2 separate regions of the Homo sapiens genome follow, and region 1 is linked to region 2. Evidence: chromatin contacts called from ENCODE Hi-C data. All regions are on one chromosome and are shown on one strand. Each heading gives the region's core, a stretch centred on a gene start or an enhancer-like site at or near the end of the contact. The rest is flanking DNA. Distances are from core to core; before and after follow the strand shown. Region 1 has its middle 53 kb from the start of MIR4642. Region 2 has its middle 140 kb from the start of RUNX2-AS1.

Evidence for each region. Hi-C counts contacts between places; a loop is a spot of excess contacts on that map. Pooled maps may share reads with other maps.
Region 1: a map of right cardiac atrium shows a loop between it and region 2 (4-fold over the local background). The contact joins two enhancer-like sites. A Hi-C loop is called at or near these places in 3 of 168 maps with a recorded cell type or tissue (heart right ventricle, left colon and right cardiac atrium) and 2 of 50 pooled maps.

The regions. Positions count from the first base shown.
Region 1 is chr6:44,485,572-44,492,499 of GRCh38, forward strand. No RefSeq gene overlaps it. Among named protein-coding and RNA genes, the nearest start is that of MIR4642, 53 kb to the left of the region's middle. Within about 2 kb of position 4,805, at least 8 of the 41 ENCODE cell types and tissues checked have a DNase peak (open chromatin) inside an H3K27ac peak, as active enhancers do.
Region 2 is chr6:45,708,632-45,715,693 of GRCh38, forward strand. No RefSeq gene overlaps it. Among named protein-coding and RNA genes, the nearest start is that of RUNX2-AS1, 140 kb to the left of the region's middle. RefSeq lists a silencer at 6,101-6,395. Within about 2 kb of position 1,985, at least 4 of the 41 ENCODE cell types and tissues checked have a DNase peak (open chromatin) inside an H3K27ac peak, as active enhancers do.

The DNA of each region.
Region 1 (6,928 bases), core at 3,555-6,054, 1.2 Mb before region 2:
AAGAAGAAACAGAGGCCCATGTGGCCAGGGGCAGACACGGTGAGGGATGCAGAGAATAGGAAAGACTGGAGTAGAGACAGACAGGGAGACAGATGGACAGGGGGAGAGCAGAGGTGGAGTAGGGAGAAAGACGAGGGGCAGGGGGAGCACAGGAAGAAACGGAGACTCCCAGCTGGGTCTCTGTCAAGAGTGGAGCCTGCAGACCACAGCCCTGCCCCAGCATCCTGATCCCCCAAAAGGGGGTGCTGTCTCCAGCTTCAATTGAATCCACCTCAGGCCTAAGGGTTCTCATTATTTCATTTCTCATGTTCATGTTTGAAAAAAAGACCTTGCCTTCCCTTCCCCCTGCCCTCCCCATCACCGGACTCTTGCCACCATCCCAGCCCTGAAGAGGAAGGACAGAAAGCCCTCTCCATTCATCAGGGCAGAGGCTGCGTAATGGCGGTGAGCGAGGGGCTGGAACTACCGTCTGATTGAACATTAGTCATCCTGCACGTTATATTCTCTAATGAGAAAATTATTTCAAATTGCCTCAAGGGATGGTTGTGATTAAACTATTTGCCTTGACTTCCTCTGCTAAATTGAACGTGTGCGCTTGTGTGTGTGTGAATACCCACATGCACACAGTCTCCCCCACCAAATGTGCTCACCAAAGGCCCTGGAACACATCCTCTGAATTCCAGAGGGTTTAGCTTCCAACCTGTTCACGGTATGCCTTTTCCTGCTGCAATTCAGAGCCAGCCAGGTCCTGAGAAGGGAGAGGGAGGCTGTTAGTGGAGCTGTATCAAGCCCTGCCAACCAGCCCCCATTCCTGCAAGGTCTTAGTTGCCTGTGTTTCAAAGGGAGCTGAGCTTCTATGGATGAGCTTCTCTTGGGTGTCAGATGTCTGTCTCTTAAAGAGAGAAGCATTCTTCAGGCAAGAATCTGGAGCTCTTTTCAGATCCCTCTTTATTTTCTCTGCTGTGAAACTCCAATTTTATTTGGACCTCCTGTGCATAAGCTGGGCCAAGCCATTAATATGCCAACCCTATTTGCCATTTTTGAAGGTTTTTGAAGCATATTTCAAAAGAGAACCAAAGCATACCATTAAGCAAGGAACTCGAAAGTTTTTATGCAGAATTTATAACATCAAAAAAGAACCCAAAAGTGCATGGTCTTGATTATTAGGACATCAATATGCCATTACCCCAATTCCCTTCTCTCTAAATCCTAGCCACACTTCAAGGGGGTAGTGCAAATAGTCCCTTCTCTGGAATCTCTCTCTGACCATTGCCTCAGTCACAATTAAGCCCTCCTTGTTCTGGGCTCCCATGACTTTGTCTCTGGTTGATAGAATTCAACAAATGCTTATTGAGTCCATATCAATGAGCTGCTGCTAGGCTATACTTGTTAAAAAACAACCCCCATGACTCAGTGGTTTATGGCAGTAGCCTTCCATGTCAGCTGCACACTGGTCATGACACTGCCTATTCATTCTGGGATCCAGGCTGAAGTAGCAGCCCCCGTCTAGGACATGCCATTCTCCAGGTAGATGGAAACAGAGGACAATCATCAAACCATGTGTGGCTTTAAAAACTCTGCTCAGATGTAGCACACATCACCTCCATTCACATCCTATTGGCCAAAGCAGGTCATGTGGTCAAGCCTGATGTCAGTGGGGAAGAATCATCCTTTTACCATGTGCCCATGTGAGATGTCCTGGATATACAAGGATCAATTCAGTGCCTTTGGACTCACCATTTGGAGCACTTTGGTGTCTATTCTTAGCCTTCTACCAAAATCCTCTTCCCATGATCATTAGGGTCTTTACAATCACCATATTTAATAATCCTTTTTTCTTTTTGTAGGCAAGTTGCATGCTACTTGATATCTTGGCTGCGTGTGATTCTGTTGACCACTCTCTTCTCTCAGCTTCTGGGATGTAGCTTTCTCCCAGTCCTCTTTCTACACCCCTGGATACCCCATCTCTGTAGCTTTTGGTCCATCTCTCCTACCTCTCCTTTCAATTCCTTTAAATGTTATGGTTCCCTTTGGGTTGGGGAAATCTCTTCCCTGGAGTTAATTTTAACTTCTGCTTCCATCTCTATGACCATAAACTCATTTTTTTCCTGCTAAACCTGGTCCTCCTCTTATGTGGCAGATTACATATGGGCCACACCATCTTTGCAGCTGTTCCTATGACATATGAAATTGACTTCCTCTCCCCCTGAATCTGGGCTGCGCTTGTGGCTTACTTTGACCCATGGAATGTGATAGAAGAGGCATTGTGAGAGTTCTGAAGCCAGCTGCCATGTAAAGAAGGCTGTCTAGTCTGTTGGAGGATGAGAGATGGAGAAGAACTGAGGTGTCTCCGGTGACAGCCAGTGCCAACTTCCAGGCTCAAGAGTGGGGCCAGCTTGGACCTTCCAGCCCAGCTGATCCTCCAGCTGAATGCAGCCAAATGAGTGAGTCCAGGCATGACCAGCGGAGGAGACATCCAGCTGACCCCTAAAGCTTTGCTATTTAAGTCATTAAGTTTTGGAATGGTTTGTGATGTGCGATAGATAATGGAAACATCCTGTATCCCCTAAATTGGTTAACGGCGCTGCTATCTAACCAGTTATATAACCACTGCTATCTAATGGCACTGCTATCTGACCCCTAAACCTGGTAGTCACCCCTCTTTTCTCTCTCTGCTTCAACCCTACATCCACTAGGTCAATGAGACCCATCAAAGTGATCTAAGGGGGGAAATGGGAAACTGGAGTTTGATGAGTATAGTGTTTCAGTTTAGCAAGATGAAAAAGTTCTGAAGATTGGTTGTACAACAATGTGAATATTCTCAACACTGCTGAACAGTACTCATGAACATGGTTAGAATGTTAAACTTTGTATGTATATTTTGCCACAATTAAAAAAATGATCTAAATATTTCCTGATTTTGCCCCCTCCTCTCAATCCCCACCCTCCACACTGCTTTCTTTCTGAAATGCAGTTCCAGCCTTGACACTTATTTTAAAACTCAGAGCCTTCCTCTCTGCCTTCCGGGTAAAATCCAAACCCTGTACCAGGAACTGTAGGGTTACCTGTCTGCCCTCGTGTCCCACCACTTCTGTTCTCACTGAGGTTCTCCTGTTGCTTGTGTGCCTTTCTATCTCTTCCTTGCTTCTGGACCTCCTTGCTTTGCACAAGAAGTTTCTTCCACTGGGATGTTCTTACTGCTTTTTATTAGACGTTGGCATCACTCACTGGGTCTTCAGGGTTCCTGTTTTTAATGCAACTTAAGCTACCAGTATATACAAATTTTTACTTTTTCTAACCCTTTGATCTAGTAATTTTAATTCTGAAACTCCAACCCATCAAAAGCATACAAATGCCAAATAACTAGCAGGACCCTGGGGATAATGGTTAAGAGTAGATGAGAGGGCAGGGAAGAAGCCATGGCTTACTGTGACAATCTTGTCACATCACAGGGGGTCAACATGTAAACACGCGGTGTCATGTGTTGCTGCAGCCGGTGCTAGTGTCTACCACGTCGGGGTATTGCCCCAGACACTTTCCATCTGTGTCTCTGATTCTTATCACACCCGCATGAGGTGTTTACTACCATCCCTATTTCACAGATGAGCAAATTGAGGCTCACTGAAGTATCACACACATATAGAAATGTAAACACATCATCTAGAGAAAGCCATGTCCTGCAAGCTGAGAGAAGAGATTGGTTGACAGAGTCATATGCTGCCAAGATATTAAATAGCATGCAATTTGCCTAAAAAAGAACAAGAGAACCATGTATGGTGGTTCACACCTGTAATCCCAGCACTTTGGGAGGCGAAGGTGGGAGGATCGCTTGAACCCAGGAGTTTAAGACCAGTCTGGGCAACAGTGAGACCCGGTCTCTATAAAATATGTTTTAAAAAATTAGCCAGGCTTGGTGGTGCATGCCTGTGGTCCTAACTACTTGGGAGGCTGAGACAAGAGGATCGCTTGAGTCTGGGAGGTCGAGGCTGTCGTGAGCTATGATCATGCCACTGCGCTACAGCCTGGGCAACAGTGAGAGACTCTGTCTCAAAAAACAAAAACAAAAAACAAGAAAGAAAAAGAAAAAAGAATCACTAGATTTGGTGAACACGTCAATGGATTAGTACAAAGTGAACATGTCTGTTGACCACTGCCCAGAACAAGAAAGAGAATGTCACCAGTGCCCCAGAAACGCCCCTGTGTCCCTCCTAGATACTAGTCCCACTGTCCTCAAAGGTAACCGTCATCCTGGCTTCTAACTAATCCGTGGGCAGTTTGTCTAAAGTTGTGCTGTGAGGAAAGGGACCGGTGGCTTCTGTACTCCTCTGTTCTGTCACATGAGCCCCAAAGGTGGACAGTGTTCGGTGGCAGTGACAGGAGAGATGGGGCTGACTTCCCAGCTCTGCTGCATCCCGGCCCTGACTTTGCTAGGTGTGGGCCTGACCATCTGTGTGTCTGGGGAGAAGGCCATGCGTTTCTCAGCACTCAGAGAAAGACCTGCCAGGGGAGCCTGTCTCTTTTTGTCTGCCCCAGGCAGGGGCTTGGTCTTCGAGGCGTGTGCCTATACACATAGACACACACAGACACCCCTATGATCTATCTCCAGCTTGGAGGCTGTTGCAACTACAAACCTTCCAAATAAATCCCTGATCTCTCCCAGAAAGCTGTTGTGAACTCAGTGGAAGGAAAGCTTTTAAAGTGACCCTCCATTTAAGCCCCGAGTCAAAGCCTTATGTGTTTTCTTTCCTTTTCTTAACTGGAAGGTTATGTGTTTCTTAGCTACTGGTCAGACTGGATGAGACTGCCAAAAAGCTTTCAGGGAATTTCCTCACCATGTAACAAATTTATGAGTCATATGAAAAACTGGGAAATGCTTCAACCAGCTGCCTCTCATTGACTCAGAGCCTTTCTCACAACACCTTGGTGCTGGGGCCTTGGATGGAGCCAGCAGCTGGGTTTATGATAACTACAAATGGCCTGCCATTGTCTGGGAGGAAGCTGTCTTCATCTCCCCTTTTATTTCCATTCTCCTGTCCTCCCCAGCAGAAAGCTATAAACGTTCTCTGAAACAGTTCAGCCACTGAAAGGGCAACTGCAGAGGTCTTGATTGTCCTAAAAAGGCCCCGCGGATGGGTGGGTGGGCTGGTAGGTAGCTGAAGGCAGGTTTGGGACCTCATTCTCCATCACTGTTAGGTAACCTTTGGGCTTCTTAGACTCAACCTGCCTAAAACTGAGCTCTGATCTCCCCTTCTTCCACCCCTTGCTGTCTTCCCCATCTTACAAAATGCTAACTTCATCAGTGCCAGATTGTATTTTCCTAAAGTGGCCACAGTAATATCCCTCATCTCACATGTCCTTCTGCAGTGTGACCTTGCCACTTTCCCATCAAGAAGTAGAGGTAATTTTTCCATCCTCTTGAAACAGGCCAGGCCCTGTGACTGCTTTGAATAATACAGTAGGGTAGAAGTGATGTGGTGCCAGTTTGGGGCACAGCCCTTAACCAGCCTGGCAGCTTCTACTTCCACCTGGAAGCCAGCCATCCCTATGTAAGAGGTGGGACTATCCAAGGACCACCGTGCTGTGAGAAGCCCAAGCCACATAGAGGAGCCCTAGAGGATGAGACAGTAGAGAAGGGGATGGGGCTGGGGAGGGAGAAAGAGAAAGAGAGACTAAGATTCTAGGAAGCGCCCAGGTGCTGCATGTGTGTGTGTGGGGGGCGCCATTTTGGAAGTAGAATCTTCACCCCAGCCTCCCCAGCTAATGTCACATGGAGCAGAGACAAATTACCCAGCCAAGCTTTTTCCTAGTTCCTGGCCCACAAAATCATGAGCAAAATAAATGCTTGTTTTAAGCCACTAAGTTTTGGGGTAGTTTGTAAACAGCAAGAGGTAACCAGAACACCATCTTCCCAGTTGCCAGACCAAAGACTTCCTGAAGTCATCTTTGACTTTCCTCTTTCTCTAATACTCACATCCAATCTGTAGGCAAACGCTGTGCATTTATCTTCAAACTATATCCAGAATATATCCACTCCTCATCACTTCCTGTGATATTGTGATTTCTAATAATATACATATTTGTCCTCCCCACCCCCCATGGCTGGCAGCCCCTGCATAGCCTCAGGATGGGAGCTGGTCACTAGAATGACCAAGGCAGGATTAGACGGTTGGGACTTTCAGCCCCACCCCCATCTCTGGAGAAGGGAGAGGGGCTGATGGTTGAGTTGATCAGCAATGGCTAATGAAGCAATCAATAATGCCTGTGTAATGAAGCCTGAAAAAGCCCCAAAGAACTCGGGTTGGGAGAGCTTCCAGAGGTCTGAACATGTCCAAGTGCCTGGAGGATGGTGCACCCAGAGAGGGCATGGAGGCTCTGTGCCCCTTCCCACATGCCTTGCCCTGTGCATCTCTTCCATCTGGCTGTTCATCTGTATCTTTTATTAAGAAACCAGTAAGCATAAGTGATAGAGTTTGGATATTTGTCCCCTTCACATTTTGTTAAAATTTGATCCCCAATGTTGGAGGCGGGGCCTGGTCGGAGGCGTTTGCATCATGGGGGTGGATCCCTCACAAATGGCTTCGTGCCTTCCTCGCCCTCGTAGTAATGAGTGACTTCTTGCTCTGTTAGTTCCCCCAAAATCTGATTGTTAAAAAGGCCTGGCACCTCCTCCCCACTCACCATATGATGCCCACCTCCTTTCTCCTTCTGCCAAGATTGGAAGCTTCCTGAAGCCCTCGCCAGAAGCAGATGATGGCACCATGCTTCTGGAACAGCTTGCAGAACTATGAGCCAAAGTAAATCTATTTTCTTTATAAATTACCCAGTCTCAGGTATTCCTTTATAGCAATGCAAATGGACTAAGACAGTAAGTAAAGTGTTTCTCTGCATTCTTTTTTTTTTTTCTTGATGGCAACTGTGTTTCTCTGCA
Region 2 (7,062 bases), core at 735-3,234:
CTCTGGAATGCACTGCAGAAGGTCATCATGAAGGGCCTCTCTGAGGAAGGGACATTTAAGCTAAGACAAGAGAAAGGCGGAAGGTGTTGTGGTGGGAAAGAACCCTCTGGGAGATGGAACAACATATGCAAAGGCCCTGTGACAGGAAGGAGAAAGTGATTCCCATGTCTGGGGAGCAGAGGGCTTGGGCAGAAGCAGGGGAGCCCAAAGGGGTGGACAGGGCTGGTCAGGTAGGAGCTTTTGGCATGTGGGGATTTGGGCCTTTATTCTGAATGTAATGGGCAGTCTTAAAGGGTTTTCAACAAGGGAGTGACCTGACCAGACTTGCAATCACTCTGGCTGAAGGTGGGGGGCAGCCTGGGTGGGAATAAGCATGGACTTGGGACCTGTTGGGAGGCCCTTGCAGCACTGAAGGGGTCAAATTTCTACATGATGAAAACTGAGGTTCAATGAGCCTTCACGGTACTGACATTGCAGAAGGGGCAGGCAGACACCCCCATCTTCACTAAGGCTGTTAGCCCTTGATATAAAGACCACGGGCATTGGGCTTAACCTGGCCTAGGATCTCAATTCTGTCCCTTCCTGTTTTGTGGCTTGGATGTCTCTCAATTCTTCATCTCCTAAAATGAACAAAATTACACTTGCCACACTGGGTGGTTTGGGAGATATGGGAAAATATCACAGTTACCTTGGGGCTTAACAGCCCACTAGTGCTCTGAGAATCAAAAATTGGACCATTTCAAGGGATCTGAGTAAAAGGTGCTCAACGAATGTGAGATATAACCATTGCAAGATAAGTTTCTGCTGTCTATATAAACCTTGTTTCCAAGATTAATCAACGCTTATTTAAAAAGGAACAAATGGGCGGGCGCAGTGGCCCATGCCTATAATGCCAGCACTTTGGGAGGCCGAGGCGGATGGATCACCTGAGGTCAGGAGTTTCAGACTAGCCTGGCCAACATGGTGAAACCCATCTCTACTAGTAATACAAAAAAATTAGCTGGGCATGGTGGCGCAAGCCTGTAATCTCAGCTACTCAGGAGGCTGAGACAGGAGAATCGCTTGAACCCGGGAGGCGGAGGTTGCAGTGAGCCGAGATCGTGCCATTGCACTCCAGCCTGGGCGACAAGAGCGAAACTCCGTTTCAAAAAAAAAAAAAGGAACAAATATTATTAGCATGTTGAATAGGGAAATGATTCCTAAGAATAAGACTGGGCCCTGTATTTCAGCTGGTGTGGACTGTATGCTTATGTATTTGCGTCTATGTACTTATCATTCATTTGACAAATAATAATTCATTATCTCATGCTGCTGACGTGGTACTAGGTGTTATCTACGGGTGACACAGAGTTGGCCCTCATGTCTATTTCTTCCACAGAAGACTACAGAACTTCTGACTCAATTCCTTAGTTAGAAACCGGAGGGCGAAACTCTGGTTTTTCAGTTTCAATGGGTGTTTTAATTGTTCCTTTAAAGTGTCACATTTCATCACGTGTATCATCATCTCTTAAATTACATTATCTTGAAAGTTGCTACTCAAACTTATGCTATTCAAATTTCAAAAAAAATTTTTAAATGATGAACCTCAAGTAATTTATCCCGTGAAGTTCCAGAGGATGAAAATGTGGCTCAGAGATGATTAAAAATCAGACAGTAAAATATACACATGGATACCTCAGAATTTGTGATGTACTCCCAGGTCCACTGAGACCTGTGCACAGCATGAATCACTGGCTTCTGGTATTGAACCTAAGACATGAAGTGGGGGCAATGTGTGTCCCACTGTCCCCCATTATAACATGCCCCTCGGGCCAAATGTTCTATCCTGATGTCCCCTCACCCCTGGAAAACATGCAGTTGTCAGAAACATGATCACATAGTGAATTTGCCAGGCAAATTGTGAAATATGAGTCATGGTTCTATTTGTTCTGCAATTGTGAAAATTGCAAACTTTTTATCAAGATAAAAACTGAAACTTTGAGTGTCACCTCATGGGGGGAGCCCTGACACTCTCACGTCAGACTGTTCTCCTCACCCACCCCCACGGCTCTGGTCACGCTATGCCTCTGCCAGGGACCAACCTGCTGTTTAGTGTTCAGCACCCAGAGAGTGGCTTGCCCGGAGGCCCTTTCAAATACTGGTCACAAGCACTGCTGTTAGCCTGACCTCCAGCTTGCCTGTCAAGTAGAGGCTTGGTTGTCCTGGAGGCACTGCCTCTCTCAGCCCCCTCCCCTCCTACTGTCCAGACTCGAGTCCAGCACTCCCTCTACCCGTGTGCTCTCCATATCCCTGCCCTGTAGCCAGGGACTCCCAGTCACCACTTACCTAAGTTTCATTCTCTAAAGACCCTGGTAATTGGAAATAGATTCCTACTAATGCACTAATTTGTTACTCCTCAAGAAGTAAATGTGATCTTAAAGTGATCTTAGGTAGATAAAGTCTTAATCCACTGGTTTCCTGAAGTCCTCATCTTCCTTGGATGTACCTGAGGGTCACTATAGAAAGCTTGGAACCCTCCGCCCTCTATCAGAGCTCCAGCCAGAGCTGTTCTGATTTTATACGCCTCCTTAAAAACACTCTATACTGGGGTCACACAGTGTGATCTATGAAAGGGTGGGCTCTGGAGCCAGACCAGGCAGGATGGAAACCCAGCTCTAGCACCTACAGCTGTGTGATGTTGGGCATATCATTTAACTTCTCTGTGCCTTAATTTTGCCATCTGTAAAGTATGAACAGTAACAGCACACTGTATCTACCTTGTAGAATTGTTGGACTAAATGAGTTAAAACATCTGGCATACAGTAAATACTACTTAAGAATGCGCTAGTATCGTCTACATAGGGGCCCTCAGAGATTTTGTTTGAAAGAGGGTTTCCACTGCTTTACAAAAAGGTAAAACAAACAAAGCTCCAAACTCCCACTCCCTTCACTCAAAATATGAATAACTTACTGGAATGCCACCACCAAGGGTAAGTTTCTTGGCGCCCCTCGGATCTTACCTAAATGTGGGGCTGAGCCGGCTTCAGGTCTGCCCATGAACTGGATCAATCAACTCAAACCAGCATTGTTGTAGCTGCTGACTTAGGGAACGGAGTTAAGTGCAATATCTGAGGCACTTTATTCATTTTATTGTTCTCTAGGTTTTTAAAAGTTGTTATTATTAAGCTAATAATGTTAGGCTCTATACCTCATGAGTGCCCAGCAAGAGGCCATTGGCTCACGGTGTCAGAGGAACCATGTGAAGAAATATTTCCCAATTTTTGAAGTGAGAGGTCAGATATTAGTATCAAAGATCAGATGTTAGTATCAAATAACACTGTGGCATCTGCTTGATTAGAAATGAATGAATAAACTAGCCCACTTTTCAATTATTGGTGACAACTTTTTTATTTTTATTTTTATTTTTAGAGACAGAGTCTCATTGTGTCACCTAGGCTGGAGTGCAGTGGTGCGATCTCGGCTCACTGCAACCTCTGCCTACCGGGTTCTAGCAGTTTTCCTGCCTCGGCTTCCTAAGTAGCTGGGACTACGGGCACATGCTGCCACACCCGGCTAATTTTTTGTATTTTGATAGAGACGGGGTTTTGCCGTGTTGCCCAGGCTGGTCTCAACTCCTGAGCTCAGACAATCCACCCACCTCAGCCTCACGAAATCCCAGGATTACAGGCGTGAGCCACTGCACCCAGCCTGGTGACAACTTATTATTGGACAACATCTTGACCACTTGGGGCAGGTGTCATAGTTAATTTCTAACCAATCTTGAGGTCCTCAAACGTGGAAATGATGCTCTTCCTTTCTTTTTAAGACTTTTTTTTTATTTTCATGGACTCAAGGAAGGTACTTATTACATGACAATGTAATTCTCATTAGCAGGGGCAGCAGCGACGCTGAGTTGCGCAGCAAACACCGACTTGAGCGTGGCTGAGGATCAAGGAGGAGAACTGAAGCATGCACCAGTTGCCACCACCAGGGCAGTGTCCCACCGAACACAGGGCTATCAGCACCATGCCCCACTTGTACCCCAAGCTCCACTATGATGCTGTAAATATTCCATTGCTTGAAATGAAGGGTCATCATGGTGAGGATGAAGACAGACGCAGTCTCTTTGTGTCTGAATTTGAGTAATGGGTAGGGGGTGGGTGCTTCCACAGGGTTTTATTGCCCTTGGATCTCAGAAATATTTATTTTCAGTTGATTAATACTCTGCCATTTATACTGACCACATGGCTTCAGTTTTAGAACTCCAAAAACACAAGGGCTGTTGGGTAGAACAGGAAACAAATTTTAGGAAGTATGTATCACAGTCCCCCATGACATTTTCTTGTGGGTTAGTCTTAAGTCATACAGGCATCAGAATTATAATCCTGAGGAAATTTCTTGTAGAAAGAGAGGATTTTCTTGTATGTCTGTACCTCTACACTCAGAAGAATGTTGTGGTATTATTTTATTAGCAATGTAATGATAGCAGTTAACATCTGGCGAGTGCTGACTATATGCCAGGCATGGTGCTGAGTGCTTGCTTTTTTTTCTGAGATGGAGTCTCGTTCTGTCACCCAGGCTGGAGTGCAGTGGCGCGATCTCGGCTCACTGCAACCTCCGCCTCCCAGGTTCAAGTGATTCTTCCACCTCAGCCTCCCGAGTAGCTGGGATCACAGGCACCCGCCATCATGCCCGGCTAATTTTTGTATTTTTAGTAAAGACGGGGTTTCATAATGTTAGCCAGGCTGGTCTTGAACTCCTGACCTCAGGTAATCTGCCCACCTTGGCCACCCAAAGTGCTGGGATTATAGGGGTGAGCCACCTCACCTGGTCCCTGAGTGCTTTTACATAGATTATCTTATTTATTCCTTGCAATAAGTCTGTAAAAGTAGGTGCCATTACATTTTAGAGATGAGAAAACGGAGGTTCAGTGGTTCTAGGTGACTTGTCTGAGGTTATCTGAGTAGAAGGTGACAGGGTTGGGATTTGAACCAATGTCTGGCCCCAAAGCCTGGATGCGTCCCTTTATACACACAGGCTCTTCTAATGAAAATGGGGCATTTATTTCTGTATATACTGTGGCTACGTTCTCCAAACAGTTCGGAGCTTTAGAAAATATTTTGAGAATTCTCACTCAGATAGACTTTCCGGCAAATACAACTTATTTTGCTTGAGAATTTCCCTGTTTCTTGCACCTTTGTCTATTCAGCTTGGAGAACCAACCTTGGGGAACAAAATCTCCCTCCACCTATCACAGACATTTTCTTTGAGACAGCAGCTGAGCCACCATCCACAGCTTCACCTATCAAGACAGGTGTCTCTGTTTTCCATGAAAGGTGTGACTGCCGGAGATCTCTGTCTTCAGCATTCTCCACCCTTCCCTCCCAGTGCTGCAGAAAGCCTGGCATAGGGTCAGGCTGGTGAGGCTGGATCCAGGCCTACCTTCTTGAACTTTAAGCCGTAAGTGGGACATTTACAAGGGAAAGATCCCTTCTGTGGAATCTCACTGTGAAGTTTCAAGGGCTGCTGCCCCACGCCCACTATGGGCGCTCATAGCCAGGGCTTCTCTGCGTGTCTTACTCTCATCTCTACATCTTTCACTCTCACCGTTATCTCTGAAGAACCAAAGGGAGAAATCACAGGAGTTGGAAATTCCGATGAACCTTTTGCTCTTAGTTGTTGTGCTGAGGCTGGGTGAGTCTCATTTTTAGAAGAAGATGGTGAGAGATTAGTGACCGTGGCTGCTAATCAGCCTTCATCTGAGGAGGAGGACTGCAGAGCCCCATTTTGTCAAAATGAGAGGGAAAATAAGGCAATGAGGCATGTGAAAGGGAAATGTGTTTTTATTTCCTTAAAACCATGCTTTACTGAAAGAGGCACACTGCTTGGGTCTCAGGCGCCCGAGGTGGACTCTGAAAGCTGGCTCTGAGAAGGGAGCGGGAGGGCAGAGAAGGGGAAAACCCATCTGGGACTTTAGCGAATTTTGAGCTATTCAAAAGTTGTTGATCTTGCCAGATTCCAACTTCTGACAGCTGCTAAATATGGCACCTGAGAAAATAGCTTTGATTTTGTAATTTGGAAATGGGAAGGGAAAATTCATTAGGGTTAAATGCACAGAAAGAACACCAGCGGCTTTCCTGTGTCCATCCAGAGGCTTTTAGAGACTTATTGAGTCCTGGTACACAGAGAGTAGATGTGAGGTCCCGCAAGGACGAAAAAGACATTTCCTCCCCTCTGAGCTTGGGCACTAACAATGACAAGCTGAAGGCAAAGGCTGTTAGGAATTCGCCTCTATGCAACATCCCCCTCTACTGGATTCTTGCATGGAAAACAGCACCCTTACAGCCTCTGCTGCCCTAGAAGGTTTTCAGAGCTCTTTCTCTATGTTAACACACACTTTGGAGTCGCCAAGGCAATTTCCCCTCCCTTCTCTATTATTTCCTTGATTAAGATGAAACATTCTGTAAATGCACACACATCCAAGAAAGATAAGACACCAGAGAGAGAGGAATGAAATGATGATGGGGTCAGTGTGGAATTTTAGGACTCCAGAAGATTGGGTTGTTTACCTAGTGTGGGATTGAGGGCCAGAGAGGGGGGCCTTGCTGGAGGCACACAGCTGGTAAAAGGCAACACTTATGCTGGAACCCCACCTCTCCCGACTCCCCTTTAGTGCTCTTTCTCATGTGACAGAGTGACATGTATATTCAGAGTGATTGAACCTTGAACGTGGTTTCTGGTCATGGAAACCACAGGGCTTGTCTAAGGAGAAGGTGATCCTTCTGATTGTTTCTCTTGCAAGATCTCCTTCTCTGACCTGGGTGGACTTACTGCAGTTGCAACTGACCCCAGGGAATGGGGTCAGAAATGGTCTGGCCCCAGGTCATTGGTGATCCATAGACCATAAGTCCAGGCAGGGAGCCTGATACCATGAGAAGCACCTTCATGTCTTCCCCAGTCACAGGGCTGGGGCCTTCCCTATTAGAGTCAAGTGCATCTACAGCAGTCTGCCCAGTAGAAATTTCCACAATGGTGGAAATGAGCCATGTCTGCACTGTCTAATATGTAGCCACCAGCCACATG